Regions from separate parts of the Homo sapiens genome. Here region 2 is linked to region 1. Evidence: chromatin contacts called from ENCODE Hi-C data. All regions are on one chromosome and are shown on one strand. The core of a region is the stretch at or near the end of the contact, and the rest is flanking DNA. Distances in the headings are between cores, read along the strand shown. Region 1 holds the start of KLF8 (KLF transcription factor 8). Region 2 overlaps NBDY (negative regulator of P-body association).

Evidence for each region. A loop is a pair of places that touch in the nucleus more often than their neighbours do. Pooled maps may share reads with other maps.
Region 2: a loop to region 1 is called in a pooled map, with 2.2 times the contacts of the local background. The contact joins the enhancer-like site here to the promoter of KLF8 in region 1. A Hi-C loop is called at or near these places in 3 of 50 pooled maps.

The regions. Positions count from the first base shown.
Region 1 is chrX:56,229,150-56,235,856 of GRCh38, forward strand. It overlaps KLF8 (KLF transcription factor 8), which reads left to right and starts at 3,207. Exons shown (of 6, transcript NM_007250.5): 1 at 3,207-4,192. The coding sequence starts at 4,186.
Region 2 is chrX:56,798,211-56,804,917 of GRCh38, forward strand. The region is part of intron 2 of NBDY (negative regulator of P-body association); the gene reads left to right. Among named protein-coding and RNA genes, the nearest start is that of NBDY, 72 kb to the left of the region's middle. RefSeq lists enhancers at 2,664-2,733, 5,233-5,372. Within about 2 kb of position 2,766, at least 7 of the 41 ENCODE cell types and tissues checked have a DNase peak (open chromatin) inside an H3K27ac peak, as active enhancers do.

The DNA.
Region 1 (6,707 bases), core at 1,957-4,456:
CTCAGACTGGGCTCCACCCTGGTAGTTTGTCAGCTGGCTTTCAGGAGGAGGAGAAGCGGGATGATGAAGAGGAGAAAGAGAAGAAGGGAAGAACAGCATATGTGGGCCCAGAATCGTGTCTGCATATTTCTCAGCTGCTTTTCATTAGGTTCCACACTTAATTTAACACTCCTCATCTGATTACTTGGATATATAGAGGAAAGCACAGGCTGCTTCTTCAAGCAGTCTCCCTCACGCATAAGGTGGGATGGAAGGAGTTGAAAATATCGCAGGTTGCTATTTGGTTCATGTTTATTCTAGCCAGCTAAAGAAAGGAGAGCCTGAGGTGTTTCCTAGACGGACAGGGAAATTTATCAAAACTTCTAGTTCCCCATACCTGCTCCCTCACACCCTTTCGTGTGACATAGACAACACCAACCACATGCTGATTATTTCTATGTGTCAAGAGTAAAAGAATATAAAGGCAAACTCCTGCCTTTGACATTAACTGTGGTCATGGGTTTCATAGTTCCCTGTGAACCATCTTTGGGTCCTAATTTGAGTGAGACAGAGGCCATCTCTAAAGGACTTGAAGGGGAAATGTGGACTAATAGGCTGTGTGCGTACAGTGAAATTGAGGGTTCATCCACTGGAGCCTCTTAGAATGGATGTTCTCATTCCACCGCCCCCCAACACCTAGCATTGTTCTTGATAAAGCACAGGTGCTCAATACATTTTATTGACTGAATAGATGAAAGAACAGATGGGAAAGGATCTTGGGTTTGTTTTTCCAAGTTTCAATAACTTCAAGTTTTCCAAAAACTGAATTTGCCATCTAAGGTCTAAGTTTTCCCCACAAATAAAGTTGAGGCAGTATTTCTAAAACAAACAAAAAGCTAGAGCTTAAAATAAATTTGTCAACAATAAAGACTTTTAATAAAATATAAACTGTTAAGCTATCTGTGTATGGATCGACCTTCTTGAAAAGCTATTTCAGACTGAAAAAGTAACTCGATGACCTTAAGGCACACCCACTGTATTCAGGGCTAGTAGTGGCTACTCTTTTCAAAATGTTACTTCAGCAATCTACTCATTTTCATCTGCACATCACAAAAATGCATTTATTATTGATATAAACTGCTTAATGTCTTTCACACACTTGAATCTAAGAGAAAACTTTTCAGCATTGCTCAAAACAGTGCTGTAGTGGTAAGAATCCTATATTGGATAATACTCCCCAAATTTTATACATTGAGAAACAAAGCCTCCAAGGAATAAAGTAAATTTTTTAAATGAAGGCATAGAGAGTTGTACACTTCTCTGTATGATTCCATCTCAATATATCTTACCTTGTAAGCTTGGCAGGGGTGCAGGTCGTGGTGAAGAGATATAGTGAGATAGAGAGTTATTTATGAAACCCCTACTACAGGGACATTCTTTTATGAAACAAATACATATGCATGTGTATTTATTTAACCTGTCACTAAGTTTCCACATCTGTAAAATGGGGATAGCAATGTCTACCCATAGGATTGTCAGAAGGATTCAATGAGTTAATATACATAAGAGGCTTACAACAGAGTTTAGTACATAGTTAATGCTCAATAACTATTATTATTGTTAATAATAATATAACTTGGCATCCAAGTTACAGAAATGAGATCGCCTGGTGCTTCAGCTCAAGGACTTTATAGTTTAGTAGGGGGAGGCAATTATACCAACAAATATGTGCCCCGAGGTAGAGAAGGGCACAGAGGAAGCAATGGTCAGTTTTGCCTGAAGAAATTAAGTAAGGAGGGGAGATGACCTTGAGTTAGTCCTTTCAAGAAAGTGGACAGATTCATTGGAAGGACATGCAAGAAAAAAAAAGGTGGACAGAGAGCTTAGTCTATTTCAGTCAGAGAAAGTAAAGCAACCCAAGGCATAGAGATTGGAAACAGCTTGGAATTCCCAGGGATTTGTAATCCAGGTAAAGCCCAGGAGAACAGCAAAATCTCTGCTGCTTGAGAGGCAGACAAAGGCCAGATCACAGCAGGTTAAAGGATGAGTTCCAGGGTGCTGCCTTGGATGTATGGTGGTGCCATTCAGGTAGTTGGTGAACTACAGGAGGAAGAACAGAGTGTTTTGGGGAAAGGAAGGTAGATGAGATGCACAGAAGACATTCAGGCAGAAATATCAACTAAGTAAGTAGACCTATGTGTTCGAAAGTACTGGGCTGAGGCCTTCCGTTTCCTTATTTTTTTAAATAAAGGGCACAGAGAATATAACAGTACCTAGTTCCCAGGGTTGTTATTGGGACTAAATGGGGAAATGTTGAATGTAAAAGCACCTGGCTCAGGGACTTGCCCATATTAGGTGCTGAATACATGGCAGATATTATTATTTCTCCTGTCTCTTTGCTCTTCCTCCCTCTGCTTTGTTTCTTGTCTCTCTTCTTTTTCCTCCTCTTTAAAAGAATTGTGGTAGGGAAGAGGCACTGAAAATGGGCTGTGGTTGCTTGTGACTTCCTGGCCTCCCATTAAAATGAGCTAGAGAGAGACTTTCAGGCAAGCGTAAAGAAATCCTGGAAACATGGCTCCTATCCTGTGGATTCAGCTTTACGGGGATCTTCGCCAATGCCTGGCTGAGAGGCGGTCTCAGGGGGTTGAGAACTCTATTCTTAGAGGTCTGGTATCTGGGAGACTGAGAAAGCCTTTCTTAAGTCTCCCTGCTGGGCCACGCTGTATTCACAGATCATCTTCAACTCCTTCTTCTTCCCCACCTACTCCTTCGCCCTCACCTCCTTGGCTTATCTCTTGCTAGAAAATGCACCAAGCTCCAATCTCCGTTCCTTTTAGCTTCCTCCCTGAGAAGACACTGTGACCTCGCTGTCCTTGTTCGTGTTACCATGGAGAGGTAGGAGGATAAATATCGCTTCCAGTTGTCAGCTTTTTTGTTTTCTCCTTTCCCTCTTAGACAGCCCCCAGCCCCAATCCCAGTACCCGTTTCACCACCCTCCCCTGGAGAATTAGCATAACCGGAGTAAATAGGTAATCAAGCAGTGTGCTTGCAAGCCTTAATTTTGGGACAGATAAGGAAGTGAAATTGATTGGAATTATACCTGCCGCTGCTGGAGGCTGAGGGAGGCGGCCGCCGGAGGCGAGGCCAGCTCTGTCGGCCCAGGGCCCCGCCCCACCCCCTCCTTCCTCCCTCCTCCTTCTCAGCCCCACCCTTCTCCACCTCCTCCCACTTTGCACTCTCCTCTAGCGGCCGCCTGTCCTTTTTAAGGAACTCCACCCTAGGTGGAGTCCTCACGATAGTCACACCTCTCCTTTGGGCCTAGCAGGGCCAGAGAAAGACGGAATCACTCTACCCACTCAGGTTGCCCAGAGAGCACTTTAGGTTCTGACTCGCGTGGGGCGCGAGGTACCCCGTGGGGCAGCTAGGTGCCTCCAAGAAACCCCGCCCCAGAGGACCCGCACGAGTTGCTGCCATTTTTCGCTGAAGCCCCTGCCCTGGGGCTGGTGTTCTTCTCTATGATTCTACCAATCGTCGGCATTTTTTTCCTCCCTTCTTTCTTTTTAGGAAGGCGCTGGGGTGTGCGGCGGCAACGGCGGCGGTGAAGGGATCCTCTTGTGGTATCTCCTCGTGGGTTCCTGTCTTGAAGGATTTCTTCTCCGCCTCAACTTTATGTTCAAGTAGCGCTTTGGGGGTTGGGTTGGTTTTCATAGCCCCCACCCCCGGCCCTCTCCTTTTAAAGGGTGTGTGGAGTTCAGAGGATGGGTGGAGAGCGGGCTTGGCCGGAACTGAATTGGTAGAGGTAAAAGGGGAACGGAGGACCTTAAGCTCTGGCCACTTCGGCCCAGCGAACCCACTTTATTTTTGTCCAAGGAAAAGCTGCAGGGGGGAGGATTCTTTTTAGGAAGTCTACTCTGCCGGCCCCTGATTTTTGGGTTGGATGCTTGAGAGCTTTGTTTCCCTTGTTCCGAGAGTGGCCCAGCTGGGTCTGAATCGACTCCCTCCCCTTTCGACCCCCTCCTCATTTTCCAGCCCGGAGAAATAGGGGAGTGGGGGCCCAAGAACGAGAAGACGAGAACGCGTCGCCCTGCGCTATGTCAGAATGGGGCGGGTGTGAGGGGAACAGCTCTCTTGCGATCAGCTCAGGAGTATGAGCCTCCCGGAGGACGGCATGAGTTCTGGACACTTCAGGAGTCCTCAGCTAGTGACATGGTCGGTAAGTGACTCTGGGACTAATACCCACCCACTCCCACCTCTTTCGTCTAGATTCTATCCCCCTCCCAGTCCCCCTGCTCCCCCCACACACCCCACTTGGGGTTTCAGCAGTGGGGGCGGGAGCGGAAGGTTAAGAACACTATGTGGAATCAAATGAAACTCAAGGGAAAATGACTTTGCTAAAGGGCTGGGCAAAGAAAGGCCAAGAAGGAGAGGAGAGAGCTTGGTGGAAGAAGTGAAAGGGGGCAAGAATGGATGGATTTGTCTAGTCTAGTCTCCCCTGGCTCGGCACTCCCAATACTCCTTAAGCGGTAAGGATTGTCTTTGACTTAACCCCACACAGCCAAAGTCACAACCAGAGAGAACAGGATTCACAAGGCCAAAGCTCCCAGGTAACCCCCTGAAGCCATAGCGGGTACCTAGAGAAGCTTCTGAAAAGAAGGAGGAGGGGACAGTGGTTTAAGGTGCAAAGTTAGGCTATTGGAGGCACAGAGTGAGGCCTGGAAGCAGCTGCGGGGGAGGAGCTGCTTTGGGCGTGCCAGCTCTTTAAGGAGGGGCTGAGCTTGGTTGGAGAAGGAAGCCAGAGCCTAGGCTCTGCTCCGGCCCTTTAAGACGTGGCCAAGGCAGTTGGTTCGTCTGTGTAGGTGGAAGACTGACTGGGCCGAGTTGCTGTGATTGCTGAAGTGAATCCATTTGTTTAGCCACTTGGCGGAGCTGTCTTTTTGTGGGCTTTTTTTTTTAACCCTAAGAATTTGGGAAAAAATAAATCACATCCAAACAGGTGGCCAAAGGCACCATGTCTTATTTCTTTTGGTATTATATTCATCGTGAAGAAACGCATTTATTAAGCACCTGTCACCCAGTGTGGTAATAATTGAGCAAAAAGAATAATCTTTAAATTTGGATTTGAAACTGATGGAGATTGCCATGGTTTGGGGTAATCTGCTTTGAAACCCTAGTATCACCACTTATTAGCTGCATCACCCTGGGCCTTGCTTTTCTCTTCCATAGAATGCAGATTAATAATTCTATCTCAGTAGATACTCGGGTGGATGAAATATCTTGTGTATGTGGCAGAGGCTGCCACTTGTATCTTAGTTCAACTTCCCTTTTCTACTCAGTTTGGAACTATTTTTCTGGACCACTGCTGATAAAATTAGTGTTTTTCTGTCCTTAAAACACCTTCCAGATGTGGTAAAACGAAACTTAGGAAGACTGAATTAGTTTGTCCAAAGGCTGAGGCTAGAACACAGGTTTTATTTGCTTCTGATTTAACATTGTTTCCACCAGACTTCATCACTTCTGAAAGAAAGGGCTACTAGCCTGCCTTTTCTCTCATTCTTTGGGCAACTTAACCAGAATGATATAACCAACAGGACTTTTGGACAACAGAAACAAGTGATAGGTAAATGACCTCATCCCATTCTTCAGAGTTATGGGGAAGCCCTTGAGAGTTGTTGACCTTTGGTGACTGCTGGGGACACAGAGAATGGGTGGGGAGCAATGTCTTCAGGTAAGCCTGGAGGGCAGACAGGCAGAAAACATAGGAAGAGTAGAAATAATAACCTCAAAAGTAAAAATGACAGGTGCATCTATGTAGTCCACCCTCAAGACCAACTTACTTAATGGCTGTACCTTCAGAGCCCTCAGGAGCTATACATCCCTCTTGTTTAGACTTTTCAGGGCACATTGGAAATTGGGAAAAAAATAACCATGTAGCAGACTACCATCACCACTCTCATTGTTCTAATACATGCATTTCTGAGGTGGGGTTCTCATTGGCTAAGTGAATTCCAATAACCAAAGTAGCAAACAGAGCCTAGTCATTTTTGATCTTGCCAGATTGTCTGTGCCTGGTGCGGTGGGGGCAGTATATGATCTTCTAAGATCTAGCTTTACAATGCCATGATTTTGTGAATGAAGGAAAACTTAATTAGGATGATTGACATAGATGATCATCTAGTATGATTACCATCTTATTGTTAAGTAGAGTATGAATAAGGGAATAACATTGTAGTATTGGGCTCATTTGTTTATTCAAAGACAGTGTGAGATCATGTTTGGTATTCTTCCTGATTTTTTTTTTTTTTTTTGACACGGTGTTTCGCCCTTGTTGCCCAGGCTGGAGTGCAATGGCGTGATCTCGGCTTGCCGCAACCTTCGCCTCCCAGGTTCAAGTGATTCTCCTGCCTCAGCCTCCTGAGTAGCTGGGATTACAGGCATGCACCACCATACCTGGCTAATTTTGTATTTTTAGTGGAGACGGGGTTTCTCCATGTTGGTCAGGCTGGTCTCGAACTCCCAACCTCAGGTGATCCATCCACCTCAGCCTCCCAAAGTGCTGGGATTACAGGCATGAGCCACGTGCCCAACCTCTTCCTGATTTTTATATGCTAATGTTTACTATCCTCAACTGAGTTTCATCATTTAGCCTGTTTCCTCATCTCTAAAATGACATGATAATTTGTGATTATAAATAATGTAAGGAAAGCATTGAACTCAGTGCCTGATATCTA
Region 2 (6,707 bases), core at 1,516-4,015, 570 kb after region 1:
GAAAGGCCACAGCAGCAGATGTGAAACTGGAGCATCCTGGGTCAACCCGCTTAAAAACAGACTCCCCTTTCAGATAGAGGCAGAGAGAGTCCTGTTGGGATCCTTAGCCCTTTGTGATGTCATGGGAATCTGTGGCAACGTGGTGGCCTTTTTGAGTCCCCCTAAGCCACATCCTCCCACCCCTGCCTGTGTGAAAGCCAGGACAGCCTGTGCAGAGTCAGACTTGCACGAGTTGCTGAGTGTGCTTTCTAAGGGATACACCTGCCTCAGGTCCTGTGGCTCCCTGTTGAGCAGTCTGCCCGTTCTGGTGACCTCCATCTGCCAGCCCAAGGCGGTAAACTACCTAGAGCCTTTGGGAGGACTCCTAGTCCTGCAGTAAAACCTTGTGTAAGCCAGCTGAGTGACCAGCACCTTGTCTTGGAACGGCAGCCCTTTAATCCCAAGCCTCTTGTGTCCCAGTGCCCATGATTATCTGTCATTTGTCTTTTACTTTCTGCAGGAGCAGGAGACATGAAACCTGGAGAAGGCCAAAGAAGGGCAAAGACTGGCTGCCTAAACAGTATTCCTGCAGGGTCTCCAGCCTACTGGTCCTTGGTCATTGGGACCTGTGAGTTTTGGTGGTCAACCTGGGACCAGTTGGCTCGTTCCTTTCTCTCCCTCCTGTCTTTTTCTCGTTCTCCTTCCTATTTGCTTTTTTCACATTGGAAAAGGTGGAGGCCCTCAGGGTGGAGGAGCAGGGTTACAACTGTACTTGGCGTTTGTGGAGCCATAGTGCCATCAAGTGGAAATTGTTTCTGGAAATGGGAGGCACCTGAGCTCATGTGCTGAGGAACGCTCGGGAGTGCCAGACAGATGGTGGTGTGGAGCCCCCAGGCTGAAGCTGGGAGAGGAACTCCTGTCTGGCCCATGGTCTATGCTCATTCCCAGGATAGCGCCCTGGCTCCACAGCTCTCTTTGTAAGAATGGACAGGCAGGGGCGGCCCACCATGGGTTCCCCTGGCAGCCCCCAGAGACTGCTTGGCATGAGTTGCCCCACCCCAGCATCCCAAAACTTCTTTGTTCCCAGGGAGGATAGGGTGCCCCTGTCCCTGCGTGGCCCCAGCCAAGGGCACCCCTGAACTCTCCACAAAAGAGACCAGAGCAAATGGCCCCAGTCTCGGCAGTCAGTGAACAGTGGTTTCTCTTAAACCCATTTCAAGATGGGGAAGCTCCGCCCACTGGGCTGACTGGTCTTGGGGCTGCCAGACTGTTCTGTCCCCGGGCCTCTAGCTTAGCTGCTTCTTCATGGAGTTCCAATGGCAGGTACACTTCCTTAAGGGCTCTGAACCCCAGTGGGGGAAACCCTGGCTTGGGCCTAGTCTACCCAGCCTGGCACATCCTCGCTGATATCTGTGACTGGAAGAAGGCAAGTGTCCTTGTAGTCTGTTGTCAAGAAACACCTTCCGCCGGATGGCACTGTGACTCCACAAATGGCAATCACCCCTTTTCCTTCCTCCACTTTGCCTTTCTCTCCTTCCTTTTGCTGCCAACCAAACAAAACAAACACACACAAAAAAAACAAAGAAACAAAGAAACTGCCCAAGCAGCACCCACCTCATCTTCAACAGGGCTCCCCACCTATGTGGTTACTTTGGGGAAACTTGCAACAGTAGGAGTGATGTCTGCCTCTCCTACCCTCTGGATTCTTCTCTGGGCAGGGGGTCCCAGTAATCCAGAGGAGCCTATCCTCAAGAAATGCTATGCTTTTGCTGTGGATTTGTAGCACCGGGGGCAGTGTGAGGGGGTAAAGGGGGAGGGGTGTGTGGGTGTTTAGGCCTGTGTGTGGGCCGCTGCAGATTCTTCTATGAATCTGCACAGGTCTCCTCAGAAGGAGACTGGTGCCTGCCTAGGGAAAACATAGGAAGAAAAGAATGCAGGAAGATCTGGACTGTGTCCTTAGGGGTGGCAAGGTGACTTTGAGTGTCAGAAATCCTCATTTGTAATATTTAACTCCCATCTCATCTAACTTTTTTCCTGTCTTCATCTGTGCTTCTATATGTTCTCAGGCACATACATGCATCCCCACCAATACTCACTAAAAGGTGTCTGCCCAGGCACCTGTGCTCACACTCAGATCCCCACATCTAGGTAACTCTCAATGGGAAGGGTTCTTCAGCTTCCCGGTTTTCTCTTATTCATTTTTGTTCTCCCTTTCTGTCTGGCTTCCCAGTATTTGCTGGTGGAGTGTGTGGGATGGTGTGGGGGTGGGGGCAGTGTGGAGCAGCGCAGTCTCTTGGCTCCACTGGCCTCTGTGTGGACCCAGTACAAACCCTGGCCTAAGGGTCTGATGCTTTTCTCTGGTAGGTGACTCTTCTTGTACGAAGGCACAAGAGGCCATTTGGGCAGCCACCTTTCCACCTGGGATATCCTGCATTTCAGTTCACTCTCAACCTCATTGCTCACCCTGATTCTTTGTGTACTTTTGGAGTTTTTCTTCCTTCACTTTTTTCTTCTTCACTCTTTACTTTTCATCAATTTCTGGTTTAGGGAGTTCAGGATCAGCCTGCAAAAGCAGGGTCGGGTGGGCACAGGAATGTCCTTAGGGAGAGTAAGCCTACTTTTCCTAAGGAAATCAGAAGGACCCGGGCTGAACCCTGGGGGTGTAAGCAGCATCCCCCTCCCCTATCTGCCTTCTGTCAGTGTTGCCATAGGTGGCTCATTACCTCCTTTCTCTGGTATCCATTTCCTCCCCGTTTTACATCTCTCCTCCCACCCATTTCCGGGGTACTTCCCTACCCAGGCCTTGTAGATTAGAAGCCCGTGGCCCCTTGCAGTGCGCTGATGACATCTGGAGGGCATGGCTCAGCCTGCACCTCTGTCCTCTGTAGCTTCTCTAGGCCTACTTGTAGATCAAAGCCCTTGATACCACTCGGAAAAGAACCCATCAACAAGAAGCTTCTTGGTGTTGTGTCCTTTCACCGGGACATCACAGGTTTCTCTTTGCCTCTTGTTGTGTATGCCACCATGCAGTGAGGCACCCCTGAACTAGGTCCTTCAGGACAGCTGCTGTGGCGTGAAGCTGCCACTTCTTGTTCTTATTGTCTTTCTGGTTCTTCTTCCTCTTCCTCCTCCTCCTCTTTTTTCTTTTTCTTTTTCTTCTACTCCTTCTCCTTCTCCTTCTCATTTTTCTCTTCTTTCTTCTCTTTTTCCTTTCACTTTTGGCTCTTGGCGGGTCAAGCATTATACTGAGACTGCTTCTTCCTCTGCTCCTGGTGATGCAGGATGCCCCTTTGCAGAACAAAAGTGAGAAAGGCCTCATTTGTTCTTAAAGGAGCAGATATGAAGGTCACCAGTTCAGTCCCTCTGGTGTTCCACAAAGGCGCCAATGTGTTACTTTTCATGAAATGTCACCATGAACCCACCCCTTAACCTGTTCCTCATGGCTCACCATTCTTTCCCATTCTCTTTGTGGATGCTCTAAATGTGTAATCCTGAGCCAGCAGGAGCCTTGGCAAGTTGTCCCCCTTTGTCTTTTCTTTCAATCCAGCCATGTGAACACAACGATCCAGATTTCAGTGTGTATAGGCAGGCTGTCTCTCCCACGTGCCCATTTGCCCACTCTCACTCACACAGGCAGGCACCCAGAGACCACAGACACAGACACAACCACATGGACTCACAGGGAAACCCCGACAACCACAAATATAATCACAAACACACATGCACAGGGAGATACACACACAGACACAAAGACATACACTAACACATGCACACTCACAAACTCATAGACACACACACACACACACACACACACACACACACACACAAATCCTCACACAGGCCCAGGGGTGCGGGCTCAAGCATTCACCCACACAGACGCACACACACATGTGTCGCCATAGCCACCAGACTGCCCACGAACTCTCCCATAAAGGCTCTCAGTCGGCCACAGGCAATGGGCTATGGGTGAGGATTCCTGGCTCCAGGCCTGGGTCATTATGCTGTTGATTGGGCACCTAAGGCCTTCTCCTGAGAATGAATGCGGGAAGTCTGTTATCAGATAAGCCCCAGCAGCCAGTGTGAAACTGGAGCCTCCTGGGTCAACCTGCTTAAAAAGGGACCACACCTTGGGTAGAGGCAGACAGTCCCCTTGGGACCCTTGGCCCTCTGTGATGCCATGGGAATCTGTGTTGCGTGGTGGCCTTCCCCAGTTCCCCTAAGCCACCCTCATGTCACCCCTCCCCCCCACCCCATGTGAAAGCCAGGACAGCCTGCACAGAGTCAGACTTCAGTCAGTTGCTGAGTATCCCCTCTGAGGGAGATTCCTGCCACACGCCCTGTGACTGCCTGTTGAGCTGTTCGCTCATTTTGGTGACCTCCATGTGCCAGCCCAAGGTGGTAAACTCTATCTGGAGCTCCAGGCTTTGGGAGAACCACCAGTCCTGCAGCAAAACCTTGGGTAATTCAGCTGGGTGACCAGCACCTTGTCCTGGGGCGGCAGCCCCATGATCCCAGTCTTCCTGTGGTTTCCCAGTGGCCATGATTATGTATCATTTGTCTTCTATTTTTCTGCATGAGCATGAGCCATGAAACCTGGAGAGGGCCAAAGGAAAAGCAAAGGCTGGCGGCATAAAGAGGATTTCCGCAGTGTCTCCTGCCTACTGGTCCTAGGTCGTAGGGTCCCTTAAGTTTGGTGGTCAACCTGAGACCAGGTGGCTGGCTCCTTTTTATCCTCCCTGTCTTTTTTTTGTTTCTCTTTCCCTTTTCTTTTTTTCACATTGGAAAGGGTGGAGGCCGTCGGATTGGAGGGGCAGGGTTAAGCTTGTAGTTGGCCTTTGTAGAGCCATAGTGCCATCGAGCGGAATCTGTTTCTGGAAACTGGAGGCAGCTGGGCATGAGTGCTGGAGAAATCCCAGGAGCACGAAAGAGATGGTGGCGGTGTGGGGCCCCCAGGCTGAAGCTGGACGAGAGAGGAACTCCTGGCTGGCCCTTTGCCCTTGCTCATTACCAGGATGGCACCCGGGCTCCACAGCCCTCTCCGAAAAAAGGGCAGGAAGGGGCGGCCCTCCATGGGTTCCCCTGGCCATCTCCAGGAATTGCCGGGCAGGAGTCGTCCCGCCCACAGCACCCCACAGCTCCTTGGTTCACTGGGAGGATAGGGGACCTCTGGCCCCAGCGTGATTCCAGGCAAGGGCACCCCAGAACTCCCCACAAAAGAGACCAGTGTAAACGACCCCAGTCTCGGCCGTCAGTAGTCAGTGGCTTCCCTTAAGCCCACCTCAAGATGGCTGCCAGGGCACCTCCGCACTCTGGACTGACTGGTCTTGGGGCTGCCTGGCTGCTCTGTCCCTGGGCCTCTAGATTAGCTGCTTCTCCGTGGGGTCCAAATGGCAGGCACACTTCCTTCAAAGGTTTAAAACCGCGATGGGGGAAACTCTGGCTTAGTCAGAGTCCACCCAGCCCGACATATTCTCGCTGAAGTCTGTGCCTGTCAGAAGGCAAGTATCCCTGCAGCCGGTCGTGTTCAGAAACAACTGCCGCTGGATGGCAGTGTGGCTCCAGAAATGGCAGTCACTTATTTCCCTTGCTTTTCTCTTTCTCCTTTTGCTTCCAACAAAACAAAACAAAACAAAAAGAAAAGAAAGAAAGAAAGAAACCGGCCAAGGAGCGCTCACCTCATCTACAGCAGGACTCCCCACCTACATGGTCTCTTTGGGGAAACCTGCAACATGCGAAAGGCTCTCTGCCTCCCTCCTTCCCTCTGGATTCCTCTCTGGGCAGGGGTCCCAGTGAGCCAGAGGAGCCTATCCTCAAGAAATCCCACCCTTGGGGCTGTGGCATGGTGGGGATAGGTCGCACTGGGGGCAATGTGAAGGGGTATGGGGGAGGGGTGTGTGAGTGCATGGGCCTGCTTGTAGGCCACTGCTGATTACTTCTCTGAATTTGCACAAGCCTCCTAAGGAGACCAGGCTGCCTGCTTGTGAGCACTACGCTTGTAAATAGGGAACACACTGTTTCTTGGGGAAGGGACAAAAGCTTGGATCAAAAGCACCCAGGTCCAACAGGCATCCATAGATTGTTGACCCTTCTAGCAGAAGAAGGTCGGGCCAGGTGTCTGTCAGGATGAGACTCGACAGATTGGACACCTGTCCCAGGCCTTCAGCTACTTTTCTCACTGGAGCCCAGGCACTCATCCATGCCCAAGAGTAGGAGGGGTATTCTGGGTGGCTTCCACAGGCGGCTCTCCTAGAGAAAGCCACTTGGCATAGCTGATGGAGCATGTGTGCTCACTGAATGTGATGGCTCACCAGTTAATTCCCCGGGCATCTTAGTCATTCTGCCAAATACATGGGTAGCCAGGCCCCAGCCATGCTCACTTTCGCCTGGGCCTCCTCTGTGTTCCTGTGCTGGGCATGGAAGTGAAGGTTGAGGCTGGCGTGTCTTTGCAGATGGTGAGGTGGCTGTTCCTTGGTTTGATACCGAGCACTCTGGGCTCCTCAAGCTGAATTCTATTGCTTGTCAGATTATTCAGCCTGGAAAATGGATGAGACAGTGGAGGACAAATTGTGCCACCCCTTTTGGGTCTCCAGGCAGAAATGGGAAAGCCATGCATGGGTCCTTCATACAGAACACTTGTTGAGATGCAAAGCTGTGGCCTCATTGCTCTAAAGGTTGCATGTCTTACCCATGCCTCTCAGTGACTGGAGAGCAGCATGGAACACAACCAT